2 separate regions of the Homo sapiens genome follow, and region 2 is linked to region 1. Evidence: chromatin loops called from intact Hi-C (ENCODE). Cell type or tissue: OCI-LY7. All regions are shown on one strand. Links, peaks and the distances in the headings refer to the core of each region. The heading gives the core; the rest is flanking DNA.

Region 1 (5,388 bases), core at 64-5,063:
TGAGAGAGTTGGATTTCCCTGGAAGTTCTAGAAGGACGGTGGCTGACCTGGGCCTTATTTTTACTTCTGATTAAGTAGTTTTTCTAGTAGATAGCTGCTATAGCAAAGTATTTGAGAGAAAACCCAACCATTTGCCCGTCCAATTGCTCTAGACTTACTAACATTTCTGTTGTAAGACTCTGGCTGCAATTTATTTTAAATGAAAAAAGTCCCGATATTTTAACATAGAGTACTAATTCTTTCCCAACCTTGTCAGCATAGAAAAACATGGGCCTTGGGAATGCTAGTTTCTGTCCTCTTACCAGCAGCTGGGTGGTCTAGCCCAGACCGTTTATTAAACATTGTTGAAGCCCATTGCGTAAGGATAAACACTTCTTGGAAGGAGCAGGAGTCAGGTAGTAGAAGCTGCTGTATCCCATGAATGAACGTGGATATTTGTATCTCCATTTAAAGTAGTCTGTTTGTGATGATCCTGTAAAAAGAACAATATGCCTCTCTCCAATGATGTCATGATTTCTGAAAAAATAATACCTTGCCTCTGGTTTATTTGTTATTATTATTATTTTATGCTCCAAACAGTTGTCCCTTTGGGCACTCTCAGGTTGTTTGTGGAGGGGGTTAATGAGTGAGGAGTGCCCCTAGGTGAGTATAAATCTTTCGCTTCTTACGACACAGCAGAAGGTGGAGTCCTATTCCTCTGATTCAGAAGTTCTGGTTCCTGGCCCCTGTTCTAGGGTGAACTGCTTAATGTCTCTCCATCTCTTGACTCCTTCACCAAAATGAGGACGCCAGTGACTCTTTTTAATTGCTCAGGAATGTGACATTTGAAGATAATACTTGAAAAAGTGGTGGTGGTTTTTTGAGAAAAGATTCTATGTAAATACCAAATGATAATAAAATGATTAAAACTTCAAGCATCTCGAGTATGGGCAGAAATAATTTAGGATGAAACCACATCTAATGGATATTTCACTAATGCTATTTTCTCCACTATGTTTATCTTTGATGAATAGAATACAGTCGAATACTATACAAGTGCATCACATCTCTGCAGTGGGTACTGGAAGTCAGGGGTAGGGAGAATGGGGAGGGGAGGGGATGGATTTTTACATTTCCTGTGGGAGTTGGGTGATAGCAAAAATACTAGTAGATCATGGCTTTTGCATTTCCCTAATGATAACTAACTTAATGGGAGCCTTCCCACACCAGAGATTTTTTTATATTGTTGTGTGTTTTATAGCATTATAATTATTTGTGAACTTGCTTTTATTTTCTTTTGGACTATCAATTCTTATTATATAAGGAATGTGTTTCATTCATCATAGTAGTTGCAGCATCTAGCCAAATATCCAGCACATAGCAGGTGCATAAGATGAGTTTGACAAATTAAAAATAATGTTGTCTTTCATTTAAGGGCCCAGACTATTTGTTAGATTCATTTCTAAACAATTTTACAGGTGATAACATGGGAAATCCCCACTACAGTGATGGACACACATACCATTAGCATTCTGCAGTGCAAACATAAAAGAGATTATAGGAGAAATCAGAGAAGTGGCACAGTTTGCGCAATCCTCAGATTTTCATTATCCTACTGCTTAAGCATGGCCAATGGTTCTGCAGAGAGGAGCCCTGTCCTCAGTGTGTTCTACTTCAATGGTTTTCAAGGTATACCTTGGATTAGCATCAGCATTACTTGAAAACTTGTTAGATATGCAAATTATCGGGCCATATTCAGACCGACAGACTGAAACTCTGGGATTGGGGCCAGAAATCTGTGTTTTATCAAGTCTTCCAAGTGGTTCAATGCACACTGAAGTTTGAAAAATTATGATTGTACACAATTGTGGTGGGAGTCAGGGTTGGGAGAGAATATGCAGGGAACATCTATGAGATTACGAAACAATGGACGCTTTCTTCTGGGGTAAGTGGCTATGTGAGAGGTGGGTAGAAGGGGCTGAAGCTGGTATCAGCCTGTTCTTCTATTGAGATAACTGAGCTGCTGAGACCGCTCTCCACTAAGCTCACCAGAAAGTGAGAAGAAAGAGTCTCCAGGGCCATTCACATTCATCCCTCATCAGGGTTGTCCTACTATCATGGCTTAACAGGTGTGGAAAGTGAAGCCCATGGTGTATGTAACTTGCCCCAGGGTATCTAGTTGATGGTGGTGAAGTCCAATTCAAACCTACACAGTCTCCCTCAAGATCAGTGTTTATCAAAATTGGCAGGTATCAGAATCACCTGGGGCACTTGGTCAACACAAGAGGGCAGGCCCTGTTCCACCTCAAGAAGCCTGGGCCTGTGTTCTCTATTAGGTCTCCAGGTGGTTCTGGTACACCCTAAAGTTTGAGAAGTGCTGCTCTAGAGCATTAGTTTTCAACACTTTCCAGGAGCATTGAAAAAACACAAAGGCTCAGGTTATCCTCCAGACCAATTATACCAGAAACTCTCTACATGGAGCTTTGGCATCAGCATTTATCAAAGCTCCCAGGTGACTTCAGATATAACCAGCATACGTGAGCAACCACTGCCCCTAGAGTCCACGCACCTAACCTATAGGCTGCAGCTACCTATTAGTGATGGTGATATTTCTAAAGCACCTGGTGCAATGCTGACTGGTAGTAACATTTGGTCAATGTTGGATGATCCGATATTTCCTTATGGTCTTTTACTTCTCAAACTGTTCTCCTCCCCAGAATAGATCTTAGGAAAAGTTTTGTAATTCTGAGGTTTGTTCCTAGCAACTGCTCACCTCTCCTCCCTTTGGTTCTCCCCTTCTTTCTGGAATATCTTGCAATCTGGACTTACCTATCACTCCCTGTTCTTTGAGGCTTTCTTACTTGAGCCAGAAACCCCTGCCAGATCCTTCTTTACTCAGGTTTTCAAATACTCTTTTTTCCCTAAAATTAACTTTCCTTAATGGAAGCATGATATTAATCATTATTGGTTTCCCCAAGTGTTGCCTACAGACCACTTGTACCAAAAGTACCCCTGGAATGCTTGATAAAGTGCAGGTTCCTGATTCCTCTACAATTTTTGTAAATCAGAATATGTGAAGCTGAGCCTCAGAGATCTGCCTTTTAATAAGATTTTCAAGTGATCTTTTTTCACACCTCAGTCTCAGGTTGATGCCTGTCAGCCTAGCACAATGTCACATAGACTGTAAATTTCTATAGACTTCTGCTGAACTCTCTAGAACAAGGAGTTAATCGTGTCTGATGAAGTAATGTCTCCTAAGGTGCTACTGACTGGTAGTTGCAGGTGTGAAACTTTTTCAGCACTCTTTACATTTAACAAAAATGGCTTAGGGCTACCAGCCTTGATTCCTTACTACCAAGGACTACTGTGCATGCTCTTTCAGAAAGGTCTCCCAACAATGCTCTTAAATCACATTTATTTATTACTATTTAGTACCCAGATTAATACTACAGCAGACCTTATTGTCCTCCATCCACTACCCGCCAAAGGGGGGCTCAGGGACATAGCAGGTGTCTTCCATTTCCTGGCAGCTGTGTGTCCTCCACCTGCAGCCCAGAAAATCTGGCTCCTGCATTTCTAAATATTTTTAGAGTGTTCTTATTACCAGTTTCTGGGATAGCATAATAAGGAGGGCTTGCGCTATATTTGGAATTGATGGTTTTCAAAGACTCAATTTCCAAATCAAATACCTAAATTGGCACCCAATTCTTAATTACCCATTGATTCTCAAAATACCCCATGAACTCCACCAAGTAGAAACGGGAAATGAAATAAAACATGCCATCTGTCTACCGGACGGATGCTATTTGAAGGAGTGGTTTCAAAATTTCACTTTGGTTTTAAAGATTTGTTACTTGGAAGAAGCTATGTACTTGGCACTATTTTATTTTGATGGAAAAATAATTGTAGAGTATTAGTGTTTTTCAAGAGAGTTTATTTTACCGAAGCTTCATGCTCACATTTTTGTTTCCAAATCCAGACAAAATTTTCTACATTTGACAAGTATCATGTGAAGATCAACGTTCCATTTTAAGCATCTTGCATGATTGATTGGATCCCTAAGTCTCAAGCTCTCAACCTTTATTGTGCATCAGAATTTACCCGATACATTTGAAAATGTTTGCATCCCAGGTCCTACACCTAGATCTTCAGATAAAACTGGTCTTTAGTGAGAGCTAGTCACATGTATTTAAAAAAAAAAATCTTCCCAAGTGAGTCTAAGGGAAAACCAGAGTAGAATAGCAGACCAGAAATGAAGTGTTTGAAACAAATTAATCCGATGATCAGGATTATGGACTTTTAAATTTGTTTTATAACTCTTTTTGGAAAAAAAACCCTTCATTTTAACTTTTCCTTCATTGTTTCAATTTTCTATGTAAATGTCAATTACATCATCTTATTTTTGGAACAAGATGAGCATAAATATTTTTTAGAGTGGAAGCAAATAAAACATGAAAGAATTCTGATTCCTAATGGAATTAAGAGAATGAACTTAAACTACAGTGTATATCAACAAGGCAGATGGAGGTTTAATAATTTTTTTTTTTTGAGACGGAGTCTCACTCTGTTGCCCAGGCTGGAGTGCAGTGGTGTGATCTTGGCTCACTGCAACCTCCGCCTCCTAGGTTCACGCCATTCTCCTACCTCAGCCTCTCGAGTAGTTGGGACTACAGGCACCCGCCACCATGCCCAGCTAATTTTTTTTTATTTTTAGTAGAGACGGGGTTTCACCACGTTAGCCAGGATGGTCTCGATCTCCTGACCTCGTGATCTGCCTGCCTCAGCTTCCCAAAGTGCTGGGATTACAGGCGTGAGCCACTGCGCCCGGACAATAATTTTTTTTTATATCACAAAGATTTACTGAGAATTTTAAGTGCTAGACATTGGGCTTTGGCTGTCTCCATTTTGGTAGATGACATACTTGGTTAGGGTTCTTTGGTTGTAAGCAACGGAATTAAATTTCACTAACTCAAGCAGAAAAAAAATTATAGGAGGGGTTGGGGGACTGTGTGGGAAGACATGAGCATGAAGGGAATGAAAAGAAACACTAGAAAGGATAGAACCAGGCATTCTAGTAATCTCAGTAAGAGCAACTGTGCAACTGAGTTGTTGGGACTAAAATGTTGGAATACAGATATCCCAATTTTTTTTTTCAACTTTTCATTACTCAGCTCACAGTACAAAGTCCCAGGACAGAAAGTCCAATATGTCCAGCTTAAGCAATGTGTCCACAAAGTTGGCAAGGAAGGCCAGGCACCTTGATTTACAGCTTCACCAGCTTGGACCTAATGAGAGGAAATAATTCTCCAGAAGGCTGTTACCAAAAGAAGAATGTTGGACAACCACAAGGAATCCTTCTCCAGGTCTCTATGAAATAAGTTTAACCAAAAGGCAAACTCAGATATTCAA
Region 2 (5,388 bases), core at 337-5,336, 110 kb after region 1:
TAAACCATGAAATCCAAAATTCTAAGGAATGCTGCTCTATTTTGCCCAATGATAGTCTGTTAAAGGAATCAGAGTTTTTTTTCTTTAATTTTTATGTTCTGTAGTGAGAAAGGAAGATCAGCACTTAGAAAGTTGATTAATATCTAAATAATTTCTATGATCACCTGTGATTTGGAAATAGTTGAACTGAACAAGAAGTTAAGTTCAGATTTTAAAATTATGACATTAAGAAACCACAGTCGTAGGAGAAATTCTAAGGATTTTGATATTTTATGCTATAAAAATAAAGAAGAAAATATGTGAGTATCATGAAAATGGTACAAAAATACTGCCAATTTTTATGTTTGCCTCAAGTAATAATAACAATTGTAGGCTGCCCTTTATTTAGGAAGATTGGGGAAGTGTCTTGCAGTCACTGTCTCAGTGCTCACAGTAGCTCCTGAGAAGAAGAAAAGATGGGAATTTCTTGCTAAGCCCACTGTACGAAGAGGGGAATCAAGGTGGAGACAGTTGAAGAGACTTTTCCCAGGGCACAGACCAAGACCAGAGCTCAGAATTGGGTCATCCGTCTCCAAGTCCCATCCTGAGGTAAGTCTATTAATTCAACAAAAATCAATGTGGGAGAGCTATGAAAATCATTTCAACCTGTATTTTACTTAAATTTAAAGATTTACTTTTCATTTCTGTCAAGGCATTGGCATTAATTTTATCATGAAATTCAATAGAAAGTTTAAATCTTCTTTACAATTAAGTATAGAGTGTTTGCAGCCCTTTGATTTCCTTTCCTTTTAAGCCACTTCTCCAAAATGTCGTGTTTACCTTCAAAACAGGGGGCTTTGGAAGGGTACCGCTATGGATTGTGATCACAGCTTTGGAATGTATTATATATGAAGTTGGATGAATTATATAACTTCTCTGACCCTCCGTTGTCTCTTTTGTGAAAATTAGTGTAATTGTGTGAAAGATGCTGAGCACAGGTGCTCAAAAAGGTGGCTCATGACCTTCACTGATCATGTTAAAATAAGGCACTCTCAGAATTGCAGGTCAGAATTGATGAAAGAAGAGAAGCAAGGGAGACAAATCAAAGGTTCTCTCCTTTTTAATTGGGGAAACAAGTGCTGAATGGAGAAAACAATCATCTATCTTGAAGAAATGAAATATGAGACAAAAAATAAATCAGGAAAGATGAGAAATTCAACTTCAGAATCCAGGGTGGATCTACTATTTGAGGTTCAGTCCACCTCAGTCCATGGCAGAAATTTCACAGGTAGGAATTCTAGTGAAATTGATAGTGTGGAAATGTTCTATTTTCTTCTATCTTATTTTCATTTTCAGTCTCCTATCCTACTTCCCACCTCCCAATTTCTGGTTCCAATACACTTCTTATTTTACCTCCTAGTTCTGTAATATCATCTTCCTCACCTCCATAAATACTGTTCCCATTCTTTTTGCTGAATGAAAAATGAGTATTAATGGCATCAACCATTAGCTGACAACATCGATGATTTCAAAATAAACTCATCAGGTGTGAGATTTCATTATTTAAAATAATTATTTATTTTGAAAACTTTTAAATCTACAGAAAGGTTGCACAAGTGGTGAAATGCACCAACTTTTGCCACATTTGATTTACACCTTTCTCTCTCTCTCTATTTCTTTCTCTCTTTCTTTCTGTCTCTTTCTGTTAGAGTCTATTTCTCACGTTAAAAATATTCAGTGCATCCTGATCAGAGAGAAACTGTGATTTTATTTTTATTCATTCATGTTAATGATGATTATACTCCCTGCAATAGATTTAGGAATGAAGCATACCCCTCACCTTCTCCCTCAACACTCCAATTTCCTGTGACTCCCAGGTTCTCAGAAAGAGAAGCTTAAATCTCATTGAAATACTTCATAATGAAATGTGAGTGAAGTCTAACCACCCGAGAGAGCATTTGCACTTAATAAGATTAGACTGTTAATCAACTTAAACCTGTAATTGTGGAGAAGATGGGGGTTTGTTAGATAACATATTTGAGTGACAAACTCCTGGTGATCCTTGCCTTCTCCAGTCCAAAATTATGTCTTCTGGGTCTTTCCCACATGGAGTATCCATTTTAACTGCACACTAATATTCCCCGAATCTCCAACTTATCCTTGAGAGTAGCTTTTTGTCTTCATGTGGCAAATCAAAAATGGAACATGGACTTTAAAAATCCGAACTGACAGGAAATCCATCTTGTGTGTGGTTCTTGTGTCTAAATGCCTACGTAATATAGTCATCTTTTTGGGATAAACTATGGTTTGGAGAGATAGGCAAATATTTGCAATAGCAAATCACTAATCTAGGTATGAAGAGGGCCCCGTGTATTTCATTAAAGGAAGGCATGCCCGTGTTCCCATTTCCCACAAGCATTTTGGTTAAATGACCCTTCATGTGAACCAGAGTTTGGGCTTCCTCTCAGACATGCTGACTTGGACCTCCTAGCACAGCTGTAAGCGTCTAAAGAGGTTGCACTGCAGAATGATCCCACATATCTGATGAACCACAGGATGTCAACAAGGCACACCCATTGTCCCACATTTGGCAGGCTCTAAAAAAAGAATGCAGCAAGAGCTTGTAGCAAGCCAAACCAACCCTGACCAGAGTAATAGGCTCTTCCAAATGGGTGCGGCCAAGTGGATCACATTGAAAAAGAACAGGCCCTAGGTTAAATCTGTATTAAAGAAAAGCAAGGGCTTAACTGTCACGAAGAATGAAAAAGGAGCTATGGACCCTTTCATCCTCACCAGGGTTTGAGAGGGTGTTGACTGAACAATATTGTTCCAACCTCTAGCTTTTTCCTTGAATTGAGAATCTTAAGAGTAAAGGGAGGTGGTTTAAACTCATGCTGGTCATACCACACCTCAACATTCAGGATAGGGCGAGGTTCTTAAGTTGTAGCTTCATGAGAAAGGCCCCAGTGACTTTTTAATTTGGACTCAGAGAAAAGGAAAGGTCATGTCTCTTAACTACTATTCACTGTAATATACAAGGGAAATAGAAATACATTCATCTTCTATTTTTATGCTCTACATCTGTGGCTGTTTATCCTCTTGTCACACACAGTTGCACACACATTCAACACACAGATTGATACTAAGGAATGGGTGTAAGATTATGTGAGCATTATAGATACAAGTGAACACACAGGTAAACATCATGTTATTCCACCTCACATATGCAGAGTAAAGAAGAAACACGTATCACACAGTAATTAAGAAAAAAGTTCTTGCTCTAAAAGTTTGTCTAATCTGAATGTGGACTGGGAGCAAAAGAAGTGTATGTATCCATGGTCTTGAAGAGTTTTCTGAACCATCAAAAAGGATTTGAATTTGTGTTCTTATAGTTTGAGCTCTAAATCTAATTAATTGTGTCCTGAAAACTTAAAATTGATAAATCTAGGCGAGTACTTCTGCTAAAGTACTTCTCCTAAATTCGAGCTAAATTGTCCATCTTTGTCAGTGGTCTTACCCTGTTCTTTCTCATGCCCAGCCTACATCAAAAGGCAACCTTGCATTATTCCCTATCATCATATTTCCCATTTCATTAATCAGGAAATTTCGATATTTGTTTCTATCAAATGTCCCTCTAGCCATTTCTCTTTCCATTTAAAGTCCCATCAGCCAATTCAGACACTTATAACTTCAACCTTGACAGAAGCATTTGGCTGGGCTTCTCTTCCTCGGTTTCCCAAACTTCAGATCCTTACTCATTTCTCAGACCACAATAATTATGTGTAATCCACTTATTTGAAATATGTTAACACTGTACTGAGAAATCATTTGTCACTGAATATTTTACATGACACCTAGTCTACCACCTTTTGCCTGGTGTGTTAGACCATTCTTGCATTGCTATAAAGAAATACCTTAGGCTGGGTAATTTATAAAGAAAAGAGGTTTAATTGGTTCACAGTTCTATGGGCTGTACAGGAAGCATGGTGCCAGCACCTGCTCTACTTCCTAGGAGGCCACATGGAGCTTTTATTCAAGGCAGAAGGCAAAGTGGGAGCGGGTACGTCACACGGTGAGAGTGGGAGAAAGAGAGAAAAGGAAGCAGGGATGCCACACATTTTTAAACAACCAGATCTCATGAGAATTCCCTCACTATCTAAAGACAGCACCAAAGGATGGTGCTAAACCATTCATGGGAAATCTACACTCATGATCCAATCACCTCCCATCAGGCCCCAGCTCAAACATTGGGGATTACATTTCAACATGATATTTGCGGGGACAAACATCCAAATTATACCCCATGGTTTTCAAGGCCCCTTCTTGTTTGTTTGCAGCACAATAACGCAAACATTTCCCCCACTAGTATGTGGCACATACAACATGCATTGTGGTTGTAGTCTAGGTTTGTTCAGCAACCCCTAGGCATAAAATGGTCATTTCTGCCTAACAGCCTATGCTCCACTTTTCTTGCAACAATATGTAATCTCCCATTGCCTTCGTAAATGCTTGCCAGTTTTTCAGCCCAGATAAAATCTGTGTTCTGGAAAGCCTTCTAGGACTACACCACTCTCATTTATGTGCTTCTCTGCTAAAATTTTTACCAATGGTAATCTCAGTCAAACAAATTACACACAGACAAACATGCACATATTACCTTCAAATGTTCACTGTAGTTTCAGAATGGGTTTGTCTGACCATTAGAGATGGGAAATTATTTTAGAGAAAGAACAATGTCATATAAACACATTTCCCTGCAAACACTTTAAAGCAGTAAGCACAATATATATAGCATGCAGCATTTAGTGAATGCTTATTTTGGAATGAATTAGGATTGACTATAAACAATAATATTTATTTAAAAAAATCACATCACCTTAACCAAACTATGTCAAACCTAACTTTGCTCTGGACAAATACAGTTTTGATCTATACATGTAATAATACTGAAAAAATAATATCAGTTTTCATTGTAATTTGGAGCTTTCTAAGAGCTTTCTTGTGGAGTAGAATACTTTCTCCACATAAGAGCACTATAAGGTGAATGTCATTGATGTCAGTGATGGCCTATCTGGAGCAGCCACTGCCATGACGCCACTTGCAGTGGGGAAGGCATGACCAGGGCTGTGCACCCCATGGAGCCAGCAGGAGCTGGGATCAGGCAGGAGCCTCACCCTTCTAGGCGCAGCTGCAGCCACTCAGTTGCAGCTGCACATCCAGGAATCTTTGCACTCTCGGGGGTCCGGAAGCCCCCCTTCCCTGCCAGCTTGGAAGTGCCTGCTCCCCTGCCTGGCCTCTTGCCGCTCCTAATGCCTCTTCCAATTATGAAGCAAAGTTGAAACTGAACCTGGGTGTTGTTGCACCTCGGCTGTGTGTATGCATGCTTGGGGCAGCTCTGACATGCCAGCC

What was found. Hi-C counts contacts between places; a loop is a spot of excess contacts. Peaks named below come from ENCODE experiments on the same cell type or tissue, not always from the same donor. Only the 100,000 strongest peaks of a DNase experiment are listed, where the experiment ranks them.
Region 2: it touches region 1 in a loop (5-fold over the local background); 2 of 110 quality-filtered maps call a loop at or near these places.

The regions. Positions count from the first base shown.
Region 1 is chr20:7,754,129-7,759,516 of GRCh38, reverse strand. No RefSeq gene overlaps it. Among named protein-coding and RNA genes, the nearest start is that of HAO1, 180 kb to the left of the region's middle. In OCI-LY7, for the core only: a CTCF peak has its summit at 2,530; DNase peaks (open chromatin) are centred at 3,486 and 3,746; H3K4me3 peaks cover 1,154 bases; H3K27ac peaks cover 2,701 bases.
Region 2 is chr20:7,647,799-7,653,186 of GRCh38, reverse strand. No RefSeq gene overlaps it. Among named protein-coding and RNA genes, the nearest start is that of MIR8062, 280 kb to the right of the region's middle. In OCI-LY7, for the core only: no CTCF peak of the experiment used is centred there; DNase peaks (open chromatin) are centred at 2,576 and 2,926; H3K4me3 peaks cover 1,541 bases; H3K27ac peaks cover 2,929 bases.